Linked DNA regions of Homo sapiens: all the other regions are linked to region 4. Evidence: chromatin contacts called from ENCODE Hi-C or POLR2A ChIA-PET data. All regions are on one chromosome and are shown on one strand. The core of a region is the stretch at or near the end of the contact, and the rest is flanking DNA. Distances in the headings are between cores, read along the strand shown. Region 1 holds the start of ACTR3 (actin related protein 3). Region 2 holds the start of SLC35F5 (solute carrier family 35 member F5). Region 3 overlaps LINC02936 (long intergenic non-protein coding RNA 2936). Region 4 holds the start of BUB1 (BUB1 mitotic checkpoint serine/threonine kinase).

Region 1 (2,700 bases), core at 119-2,618, 3.2 Mb after region 4:
AAATGAATGAATGAAACACCCGATTCATCCCCCAAGCCAGCTTAATACATTAGATGATCTTATGGACTGAATAAGACATCCCTCCTTTTAAAGAATATTTTTGTTTTAGCTTCACATCAGCAAACCCCGAACGGTTCATCCTAAGATAAGCCTGGTAGAGAGGAAAGATACTAACCTTCTAGGGTCCTAAAGTGGAACTAGGAACTTATTAGATATGCACATTCTCAGGCATTATTTCCGATAGCCCAGTCAGAGAATTCTGGGGGTATGGCCCAGCAATCTGTTTTAACAAACCTTTCAGGTAATTCTGATACACACTAAAGTTTGAAAGGTTTCTTTAAGGCTTTCCAGTTTTCTTTTCTTTTTTGGAGGGATGGGGGGGGGTCTCCCCATGTTGCCCAGGCTGGTCTCGAACTCCTAGCCTCAAGCTATCCTATCCTCCCACCTCGGCCTTCCAAAGCATTGAAATTACAGGCATGACCCACTGCGGCTCGCCTCCGTTTCTAACTTAAAAAAATTTTCTTTGGAGGGGAGCCTTAATCCTTTCTATTATCCTGCTAGTAGAATCTTACTACTCCTGAGGGTAATCTTTGTCATAATCCAAAAGCCTTGAATAAAGGCCTATTTGTATAGTTATGCAGAATATATTCCTGGGAGGTTTGCCTTCCTAGGAGCACAGGTCGGCCCTGGGAGGTGGGGGTTGGGGGGCAGGGCTGCATTCTAAAGTCCTGTAACAACGCACAAGTACAACTGAATAGAACTCGGAACAAAGGCATCAGGGCCACGGTGCAAGTCTTTGTTCATCCGTTCCCCGACTGCTCACCCTGTCTGATACCGCTCTTTTCCACCCAGAAAAGCAGCCACTCAAGTTTTAAGAATGGATGTATGCCGCGGACGTTTTCGATTAGGCCGTTTTCTCTCAGGCACTGGAGGATATTCGTGGCTGCAGGAGGCGCTTCCACCCTTTCCTCAACCTAGCAAAGAAGTAACTGAAACTAACCCAAGGGTTACAACCGAAAAGCCCCTTCCAGCTTCAGAAGCAGAACTGGAAGCTCGGATAGACTTCTCCGCCTCTACACTCCTGGAAAACCCGCAGTGGATTTCACCAACTTCAGGATCGGAGCCCAGGCAGGCGAACGTACCTTATTGCGCATGCTCGCTAGCCCCTCCCGCTCGGAGCGGAAGGGGGAGCGCTGGGGGCCTGGGCCTGGCCTGGCCGGGGCGTCGGCACCGGCGGCCATCTTGGCTTCCCGGGGAAAGGCGGCGTGAGGGGAAGAAGTTGTAGGGTGGGGGCAGGAGTGAGGAGGAGGGAAGAGAGAGGGGGAGGAGGCCGCGGCGGGGCAGGGCGGGGACTGCCTGCCTGCCTGGGTTGCGGAAGTGATAGCCGCCGACCGAGCCTGCTGCTTTCTTGCTACTGCTTCGGCTTCCCGGCTACCCCCCGGACGGTGAAGGCGGCCCAGCTGTGGATGGTCAGATAGCCCTTGTCTCCCGCCGCCAATCTCTGGCCCCTAGCAGCACGGAGCAGACGGCGGCAGCAGCAGCAGCAGGCGAGGAGGAAGATGGCGGGACGGCTGCCGGCCTGTGTGGTGGACTGTGGCACGGGGTAAGGGGGCTTACGGGCGGGGGTGGGGAAACTGAGGCGGAGGAAGGAAGATGGCGGGGGAGGGAGGAGGCCGGGAAATGAATGGTGCGGCGAGGTGCCGCCGCCGGCTGTCAGTCCTAGACCCGCCGGCCAGCGAGGGGTGGGGCCCGCAGCCAGGGCCTCGCGGGTCCCCTCGTTTCTCCCTCCTGGGACTGGGGCGGGGGCGCGGGCCCGAGATTCAACCCCCAACCCTCCCAGCGGCTTTCTCCGCGCGACCCCTCCCGGCCCTTCCCCCACTACGGTGGGCAGCGCCGCCCAAAGGGCGCTGGGGACGGTCGTCTTGGGGGTGGTCCCCGGGCCCGACCCATCCGGCTTTCCTTTCCCTCCGCGCCCGTTTTTGCCAGTCGGTTTGGGGACCCAGGGGCCGAGCTCGGGGACTGGCCTGGCAGGGGAGCTAGAAAAGAGAAGCGCTCCTGGTAGGTTTGACAAGATCGCTGTGACAACATTCTGCCCAGGGTGTGGGTGGGGAAAGGGAAGAATCGGACTCTGAAAATGGGAACCTACAGTGGGGCTTTCATTTGACCACCCACCTTCTCCTTTCGACTCCTGGTCATTTCCATCTCCCTCTGCGTTTTAACCGGTGAACCAAGTCACATTTTAATTCGAGGGAGAAAGATGTCATGTGTTACTTCTGTAGCCTCAAAAAAGTCCCCCAGTGAGCAAGCGCGCTGCAACTTCCTTAGTTTTGTCAAAGCCGCTTCCTGCTTTCAGTCTTTTATACCCTTATAAGGTAGTTTTTAGTTTCCAACCTGAGCACATCTTACTAGAACTTTTAAGCAGGTTTTAAAGAGACTGAATTACCGGTGCTTGGTGTCCATTTATATGACTTAAAAAAATGTACTTATGTTTCATGGAGTGGGGGAAAGGAAGCACCCTGGAAAATAAACTAATTTAAGTTGTATTCGTTCATTCTGTGATGGTATCTTGAAGGAAGCAGGAAGGTATAGAGGTATATAGGAGGGTGTTTAAGTTGCAAATAGTTACTCGTAGATATGTAGGGTAGTTTGCGAAAATGTAGAGTGGCTTTAAAGTGTGGTCGTTCATTTTGTATTAATAGA
Region 2 (2,700 bases), core at 185-2,684, 3.1 Mb after region 4:
AGAAGAATAACAATCCCAAGAGCCATTCGCCTGCGCTGAGTGAAACCACTGTTCTGGGAATTCATTCGGTTCATGACAAATACACACACCATTTGCAGTCTGTTTTTTAGAAAATACAGATCACATTAGAGATGATTTTAGAAAAACAACCATTAAAAATGAGAACATTAGTATAACAGAAACATTTGACTTTTGTTAGCTAATGTTCAGTGTGAAAGTTACATAGAGGATAAACGTGGAATCTACCTTGTCTTAAGAGCCCTTCTGAGATCCTCAAGAGCAATGCCGGAAAACTTGGCAGATCTCAGTCTAAAAGGAGGTGAAGAACTCAGCACCCCTAAAAACAACCATGAAATTATGCTATGAAAACGTGAATAACTCAAGGTAAGATTCATCACATCGTTTTTTACTCTTCATCTTCAAACTCAAAGCAAATCAATGAAAAGGACCAAAATGTGTTAAACATACTTGCCACCTTTCTCAGTACTTTCATGGTATCCACTGCACGCTTCAGATTATACTTAGAGAGATACGCGATACGGGGCGGGCAGGGAGGGGGAGTAATATACAACATACGGCACATTTAAGAACAGTTAACTACCAGAAAATAGCTTCTCTGAGTTTCACAAATACGGAACTCCATTCACCTCTCCATCCAGAGGAATCCATCCCTGGGGACAGCGTCTAGACACTGTTTCTAAAAGTGTCTTTTCTGTCCCTGATCTGCTGGAGTGGAATTTGGTTATCGGAGAGTAAGTGATTTGCTGTGGGTCTTGAAGGCACCTTTCCAATCTCTTCAAGTGGTAAAAGAAAAGGATTCTCCATGCTCCTCCACCCACCTCTATCAAAACATCCAGTCATTTTAAAAGAAACAGCTGGGAAAAGAAATCATCCTTCTGTTTTGGAGCGGGGAAGACAGTTAAGGCAGCGACGCCTCCCCGGGGAGCCGAGGCGAGGGCGCACGCACGGCTTCCTCAATTGCCAGCGGTGGGCGCAGGGCTCCGGCGCCCCTGTCAGCTCCCGCTCCCTCCGCCCCTAGAGACCTTCACGGTTTCGGTCAAGGCGCTCCTGCTGCCACCGAGGGCAGGAGGTGGTGCTGCTGGTGGGCACTCCGTCCCGGTTTGGGCTCCGGTGATGTCGGGGCCCTTCCCTGCCTGCCTACCTGGCCTTCCTGCCCCGCGATGGCGTCGTGGCGGCACCATGAGCGGACCGGTCAGGCCCCGCAGCCGCCCAGCGCCACGGCCGCGGCCTCGGACTCACAGAGCTGTCACCGCGCCTGACATCGCGCCGCACTGGAGGCCCAGCTCCTGAAGACGCGGTGCCCCTCAGGGAGAGGCTCCCGACACCACCCAACTCCACTCGGCCCAGGAGGGCGTGGAGCGGGTGAGGGGAAGGGACGGCACAGTCAGCTATGGCCGCGGAGGCCCGGAGATCTGCTCTGGCCCCGGCCCCGCCCCCGGCTTGCCCTCCGCGCGGCCCCGCCCCCAGTCCCCAGCCCGGAAGCGGTGGCGCGCGGGTGACGTCATAGGGGCGCGACGGCGGACTGCGCGCGGTCGCGTATGCAGCGAGGCTTGGCGGAGCTAGGGGAAGTAATGCGAGGCTCTGGTCGCCGAGCGAGGGCTCGCGGCGGCGAGGCGAAAGAAGAGAGAAGATAGGAAGAAGGGAAGTAGGGCGAGGTGGAGGAAGAAGAGGAAAGCGAGCGTGGGTGTCTGGGGCAGAGCAAAGGACGAGGGAGTGGCTAAACCTCCGCCCGCCTTAGAACGAAAGCTGGCCGTTCCGTTTCACAAACTGCGAACCTGAAACTTCGGATATCCCTTTCTCGATGACAGCCGAAACGCAAAGTGGCTTAGAGTACTTTTGATTCTTGAAACCTTTTGTATATAAACAAGATCTCAGCTCTAGGAGTTACAACCTACATCCTAGGCCAAGCTACTTCAACTTCTCTGGTCCTCGGTTTCCTTGTCTACGATAATGATAGTACCTGCCACATTGGTTTTTTGTGTGTATGCTAGGATTGCATGAGTTTACATATGTGAAGGACGTAGATCAATTCATGGCACATAATAAGAACCTCACAGACGTCAGCAATTTTTTGTTCGTTCGTTTGTTTTGAGACAGGGTCTTTCTCTGCCACCCAGGCTGCAGTGCAGTGGCACAATCACAGCTCACTGCAACCTCTGCTTCCCGGGCTCAAGCGATTCTCCAGCCTCAGCTTCCAGTGTAGCCGGGACTACAGGCGCAAGCCACCAATGCCCGGCTAATTTTTATATTTTTTAGTAGAGACAGGGTTTCGCCATGTTGGCCAGGCTGGTCTCGTACTCCTAGTCTTAAGTGATCCGCCCGCCTCGACCTCCCGAAGTGCTGGAATTACAGGCATGAGCCCTGCCAAATGTTGGCAGTTATTAAACTGTATAGATTTGTTCCTTAAATATTTTGACTATTCCATGAGAAAGGTTTGTCCAGCATCTTGATTTCTATCTACAAAACAAAAACAAGACTAAAGGGTTCAGTAATTTAACATCTTGGTCAGATGGCGTGAAGAAATTAAATTTTCTTACTCCTATAGTCGCGATGTAGTGTACCTCTTACCTTTTAAGTCTCGTTTCAGTGAAGTTGAATGCATATTCTAGCAACTAATAAAACAATACCAATGAACATTTTTTAATTGATCGAATCAGTTTCAAACTATCAGCATCAAAC
Region 3 (2,700 bases), core at 94-2,593, 3.0 Mb after region 4:
AATTAATCATTAGGGAAATGCAACTAAAACCAGAATAACGTACATTCAGTTCATACCCACTAAAATGCCTATAATTAAGAGATTGACAATACCAAGTATTGACAAGTATGTGTTGGTAAGATTTTAAAATGACATAGTCATTTGGAAAATAGTTTGAAAGTGTGTTAAAAAGTTAAACCTGTACTTAACAAACGATCCATCAATTTCACTCCTAAGTATCTATGAAGAGAATTGAAGGTTTATGTCTACCTAAAAGCGTACATGGGGGTGTTTGAAGCCACATTATTCATAATAAGTAAAAACTGAAAATAATTCAAATATCCATTAACTGGTGCATAGATAAAGTAAACTATCCATTAACTGGTGCATAGTAGATCTGTACAATGGAATCCCTAGCAGCAGCGAACCAAGGCTTCAAAGTTCCCTAGTGGTTTCTTTGCCCTCACTGCTGCATGCCACAAAAAGACCATGCTATGAAAAGACCAACATCTCCAAGCATAGCTGTAGATGACTTTGCTTTCACTTCTGGTTACAACTGAACTTACTCATTCTTTGTCTTCTAAAGAAGCCATTCATTTCTTGAGAACTTTTCTGGTGTTTGGTTCCAGAATCTGTCTTTTAGATGACAATTTTTTTTCTTCAGAGTTAGACACAGACTCCATGGCATTTTACTATATTTATAGCGTATTTTTATTATAGTTATGAAATCAGTTTTTTTCTTTTTAATGGAGTTCTTTTTCAAGTTTGATTTTTTCTTTTTTCTTTTCTTTTTTTTTTGTGTGTGTGTTTGTTTGTTGAGACAGGGTTTCACTCTGTCACCTAGGCTGGAGTGCAGTGGCATGACCTCAGCTCACTGCAACCTCCACCTCCTGGGTTCAAGCCATTCTCCTACCTTAGCCTCCAGAGTAGCTGGGACTAGAGGTAGGCACCACTACGCCTGGCTAATTTTTGTATTTTTTTGTAGAGACAGGGTTTCACCATGTTGGTCAGGCTGGTCTTGAACCCCTGACCTCAAGTGATCCACCCACCTTGGCCTTCCAAAATGCTGGGATTACAGGCGTGAGCTACTATGCCCAGCCCCGAATTTGATTTTATTATACCAATATTATCTTCTCCCCCTCCCACAGTTCCCCAAACACTTCTCTACACACTCTGGTCTGGCACAGTTTCAAATTTGTGGAGTTGATATCTGGGGCTCCTACTGGAAGGAGGATAAAAACAGAAGGAATTTGGCACGGGGCTCCTCCATCTTCCACGCATGCGGCATTTGTTCTGAGAATGTCAGCTCCCTCACAGTGCATGTCAGAATGGCATGCCAGCATGGGCCTCTGGTCTAGCACACAGAAAGGGTGAAGAGTACACATGGTGACCATTGTCACTTTGCAGATTTCCTGCCTCCCACTCACATGTCTGAGACCAGTTTTGCTACTGTTGCACCGCTAACCACAGAAGCCAGAAAGGGAAACGACTTTCTTTCTTTTCTTCTTTTTTTTTTTTTTTTTTTGAGATGGAGTCTCACTTTGTCGCCAGGCTGGAGTGCAGTGGCACGATCTCGGCTCACCGCAACCTCCAACTCCCTGGTTCAAGCTATTCTCCTGCCTCAGCCTCCCAAGTAGCTGGGATTACAGGCATGCACCACCACACCCAGCTAATTTGTGTATTTTTAGTAGAGACAGGATTTCACCACGTTGGCCAGGCTGGTCTTGATCTCCTGACTGTGTGATCCACCCGCCTTGGCCTGTCAAAGTGATGAGATTACAGGCGTGAGCCACTGAGCCCAGCCAGGGAAAATAAGTTTTCAATAGAGAATTTTCTATTAAGGAAGAGAGTGTTCTTTCAGCAAAGACAGGCTTTAGCCACACCTGTTTTTATAAGGATTTGAGGGGAGGGAAATATGCCAAGAGACAACTTCAGAAGTTTATAAAGACAAGAGCGACCTCTCCAAAACAGCTAGGAGAGTGGGTCTTTAGTGGTGAGGTCTTCATCTCTGTCTGATCTCTCTAGGCTGAAGGAAAGATGTGAATTTGCTGTGAAGGGATATTCTCCTCAAGGACACTTACCATCTGTTTCCTGGGGATAGGAAGGTAAGTCATCAGTGTCAAGAACCTTACTGGTAAAACAATAAAACAATGTATTCATTCGGATTTGTGCTCTTTAAGTGAGAGGGGTTCTAGAACAGCCTTTCTGTCTGGACCCCTTGATGGTAAACCATCCCGTGTGAGGTCTGCTCTTTACTGTGTGGACGAGGCCAGGGCTGTTATTTGACATCCGTGGCCACAGCCCACAGTCTAACGTCGGCCAGCTCCGGTGTGATTGTACTTAGTACATCAGTAGTCATGAGAAAACTGGCTAAGAAAACACAGAGCTTCAACTGGAACAAAATATTATACGTGCAACACCCATGACCGTGTGGCTGTTTTATCCCCATTGCTCCTTTCTTTTCTGCAGAAGGTTCTTTTTAAATTTTAACGTATATTTGTCCAATTGTTTGGTAATGCATTTCCATGTTTTCAGAAATAGTGAATCAAATCTGGACTGGAACAACACTCCCTCACTTACCTCCTGCACCCAGCGCCTGCCTCGCTGTGGGAATGCCCCATCCTTGGTGTCTTAAAATTTGCAGAGCTTCTTTACTTGTACATAAGACATGTGCATATACAGAGCAAAAATTCTGCATGACCTCACTTACGTGTGGACTCT
Region 4 (2,700 bases), core at 36-2,535:
TAATGTAAATATTTATATTTCCAAAAAGAAACTAGAAAAACGGTTACATGTGACAGAGTGGGACAGTAGTCAGGTACAGGAGTTCTCGGTAAATACTGTTCTAAATCTTCTTTTAGTCATATAAACGCATTGCTTATTTTTAAAACTAAAAAAAATAATAATTCTGAAGTTTGAATGTCTCTCATGTCTTATAGCAGAGGGACAAATCCCTATTTCAGAACCTTTCTTCCAAAATATGTCTAGTAGGCTCGCCCAAGGTAAACATTTCATATTCTAACACCAACCACATTTCTCTAGTAAAATGACCTAAATGCACTGTAATAGTAAAACATCCAGTTCATTAAAGCACATTAATCTTTAGTAAGTCAAAACAGGACCAGGAATATCTGCTTTACCTTTAAAAAAGGGGCGGGGGACTTCTGAAAGAAAATAATTTGCTGGCTAGGTTGAAGGTTACAGAAAAAGTCTTAGAGCAAATGGATTTTTGTTTTGACTGCATTTAACAATCTCGGTCTTCTGATCGCAAAGAACTGATAAAACGGACCAGTTTTACTTCCTGAACCTATGACTTAATTGTTTTAAATGCCTTTAAGTAACAGTCTGGGTAAATCATCTAAGTCATAAAACAAAGGCGTGGGAACTTTAAGTAAAAAGTGAGTGATGTTAGCAGGTTGGCACACATCACTCAATAATGAGCAAAGCTATTTTTTTTCAATTTTTTTTTCTTAAAGTACCCTGTATTCAAAGACTTTTAAAAAATAGCAGTGAGATTATGGATAGGAGAGCAACTTTAAATTCGTTCCCTACTGTAGTCGAATTGTTAAATACGTGACTTTGAAAACGTATCACAAAATCTAAACACAAGGTTCAGGATTTTTGTTAGGTTGAACTGTCAGGAGGGGATTCCTTACAAAGAATAAACGAGAGCTCTGAGGGCCTAACGAATTATCCAGATTGCTCCAAACGGCCACCGCGGCGCAGATGGGCGGACAAGCGCCGGGCCTCAGCGGAACCCAAGGTGCCGGAGCCCTCCCCGGCTCTCAAGCAGCCCACGGCCTTGCTGGGTGGGACACATTCCAAACCCAGGAAGGGGGCGAAGGGGGCAAAAGAAGGCAGGTCTGGGGCGGGCCGGGCCCGAACCCCAGGCGCCCCAGCCCCCTGGGCTTCCCCACCCCACCAGACGGACACTTACTGAAGGACATTTTCCGGGGTGTCCATGGCCAGAGGACGCTGGCCGGCAGCGGCCAAACCTGAACCGCAAACTAGAAGCCGCCGCCGATTCGAATACCCCGCGCAGCCGCAGTCGGCTCGCCGAACGTTTCAGGGCGCCTGCCCATTGGTGGCGGCGGCAGAAGGTTGGCCAATCACCGGGGCCGTTGCTCGGAGGTCAAGTCCCACCTCCCTCCCTTGAGCCAGTAGCTCCTCCCACTTCCCGTGGTTTTCGGTTGAACCGAAACCTGGCCGTTGGCTGAGCGAGCGCGGGGTGTTTGGGATGCGGCACGGCGAGGGGGAGCAGGCTTGGCTCGGGCGTAGGGAATTGGTTTTTTTGTTTTAGCTATCCAGGTTGTGACTGGTTTACATAATTACACGATTAAGCCATCATTGTAGGAAAGGCTTTGCAGGAGAAAAATGTCTTAACTGGAGGTCTTTGAGACAGAAAAACCCTGCCTCAGCCCTTGGGTCCTGAGAGTCGCGTTTCTTCTCCCCTTCGCTTAAATATGTAAACCAGAATCATTATGTTTGGTTCATGGAACGGAGGAAAAAAATCCGTGTGCAGGGTCGAGACTGTCGTGGCGGAAGCCGCAGCACCCGGGAGGCAGGTGGGGAGAAAAAACGGGACCTGCTGCCGGGGACCCCTCCCGCTTTCTGGCAGTTTTCTATTCAGCGTCCTCGGCTGTGAGAAAACATCCCAGATGCTGAAACCAATAGTCTTAGCCCAGAATCTCAAACGCCGTGGCAAAGAGGGAGTGACGACGGCCTGTGGAAAAACCTGAGGAGTTTTGGGCTTAGCGCCTTCATGTAGAGGGGACGTGGAGGCGGGGAGGGCGTTCTAGGGTCGGCTGCGTAATTATACGAGGCACTGGAAAGTGATGGGTTAGTGTCCTTGGAGTAGACCCCTGGGTTTTATTGAACTGATCTGAAAGGCTGGGCCCTGAGCCACACAGGGGACCTGTCAAACAGCTTCAAGCGGAAGATGGGGCTCACGGGACTGGACTCTCTCTGCAGCCAGCTGTAATTAACACAAAAGCAGAAGAGTTTGGGTAGATTATAGAATGCCAGCTTTGAACATCTTTTGGGGGACAGGGCACTCTGGGAGACCAAGTTCTTAGACACCATAAAATCAAAAATAGACACCTCTTTGTAGAGGAGTCCAGATGTCTAAAGAGGAAATATGTAATAGGCTGATGTTTCTTTTGTTTTTTGTTTGTTTGTTTTTTGAAAAGTTAAAATACTAAGTTTATAAAGTGAAAAAGTTACAGTAAGCTAAGGTTGACTTATTGGAAAAAATGTGCTTATACTATGGAATGAGACCACCACTTCTCCTGTTGTCCCTCCCAGCTTCTTCTCCACCACCTCCCCTTTTCCCTAGTTTATAAGACAGGAGAAAAGTGAGACAGCAAAAAGTTAGAAAGAAACAGAAGTAAGATAAATAGCTAGACGACCTTGGCGCCACCACCCGGCCTTGGTGGTTAAAATAAT

Evidence for each region. A loop is a pair of places that touch in the nucleus more often than their neighbours do. ChIA-PET counts read pairs that join two places held with the same protein, here RNA polymerase II (POLR2A). Pooled maps may share reads with other maps.
Region 1: a loop to region 4 is called in a map with no recorded cell type, with 15 times the contacts of the local background. The contact joins the promoter of ACTR3 here to the promoter of BUB1 in region 4. A Hi-C loop is called at or near these places in 2 of 37 single-sample maps with no recorded cell type and 8 of 50 pooled maps.
Region 2: a map of transverse colon shows a loop between it and region 4 (17-fold over the local background). The contact joins the promoter of SLC35F5 here to the promoter of BUB1 in region 4. A Hi-C loop is called at or near these places in 1 of 168 maps with a recorded cell type or tissue (transverse colon), 1 of 37 single-sample maps with no recorded cell type and 6 of 50 pooled maps.
Region 3: a pooled map shows a loop between it and region 4 (5-fold over the local background). The contact joins the enhancer-like site here to the promoter of BUB1 in region 4. A Hi-C loop is called at or near these places in 2 of 50 pooled maps. POLR2A ChIA-PET finds 5 or more read pairs at or near these places in 2 of 52 experiments (GM10248 and T-cell).

Annotation. Positions count from the first base shown.
Region 1 is chr2:113,888,721-113,891,420 of GRCh38, forward strand. It overlaps ACTR3 (actin related protein 3), which reads left to right and starts at 1,369. Exons shown (of 12, transcript NM_005721.5): 1 at 1,369-1,603. The coding sequence starts at 1,560. It overlaps ACTR3-AS1 (ACTR3 antisense RNA 1), which reads right to left and starts at 2,272. Exons shown (of 5, transcript NR_110174.1): 1 at 2,173-2,272. It overlaps LOC124906071 (a long non-coding RNA gene), which reads right to left and starts at 1,047. Exons shown (of 3, transcript XR_007087205.1): 1 at 1-1,047. RefSeq lists enhancers at 740-1,049, 1,170-1,259, 1,292-1,947, 2,030-2,079, 2,130-2,309 and silencers at 1,340-1,399, 1,640-1,899.
Region 2 is chr2:113,755,208-113,757,907 of GRCh38, forward strand. SLC35F5 (solute carrier family 35 member F5) reads right to left here and starts at 1,435. Exons shown (of 16, transcript NM_025181.5): 1 at 1,163-1,435; 2 at 247-337; 3 at 1-99. The coding sequence starts at 1,202. RefSeq lists a silencer at 1,361-1,590 and enhancers at 1,801-1,980, 2,161-2,210.
Region 3 is chr2:113,692,373-113,695,072 of GRCh38, forward strand. All of the region lies in intron 1 of LINC02936 (long intergenic non-protein coding RNA 2936), which reads right to left. Among named protein-coding and RNA genes, the nearest start is that of LINC02936, 10 kb to the right of the region's middle. RefSeq lists enhancers at 1,069-1,158, 1,599-1,728. Within about 2 kb of position 1,344, at least 5 of the 41 ENCODE cell types and tissues checked have a DNase peak (open chromatin) inside an H3K27ac peak, as active enhancers do.
Region 4 is chr2:110,676,778-110,679,477 of GRCh38, forward strand. BUB1 (BUB1 mitotic checkpoint serine/threonine kinase) reads right to left here and starts at 1,286. Exons shown (of 25, transcript NM_004336.5): 1 at 1,193-1,286. The coding sequence starts at 1,218. It overlaps LOC105373554 (a long non-coding RNA gene), which reads left to right and starts at 1,435. Exons shown (of 2, transcript XR_923189.4): 1 at 1,435-1,820. RefSeq lists enhancers at 542-1,462, 1,463-2,383, 1,896-1,955, 2,216-2,305 and a silencer at 986-1,385.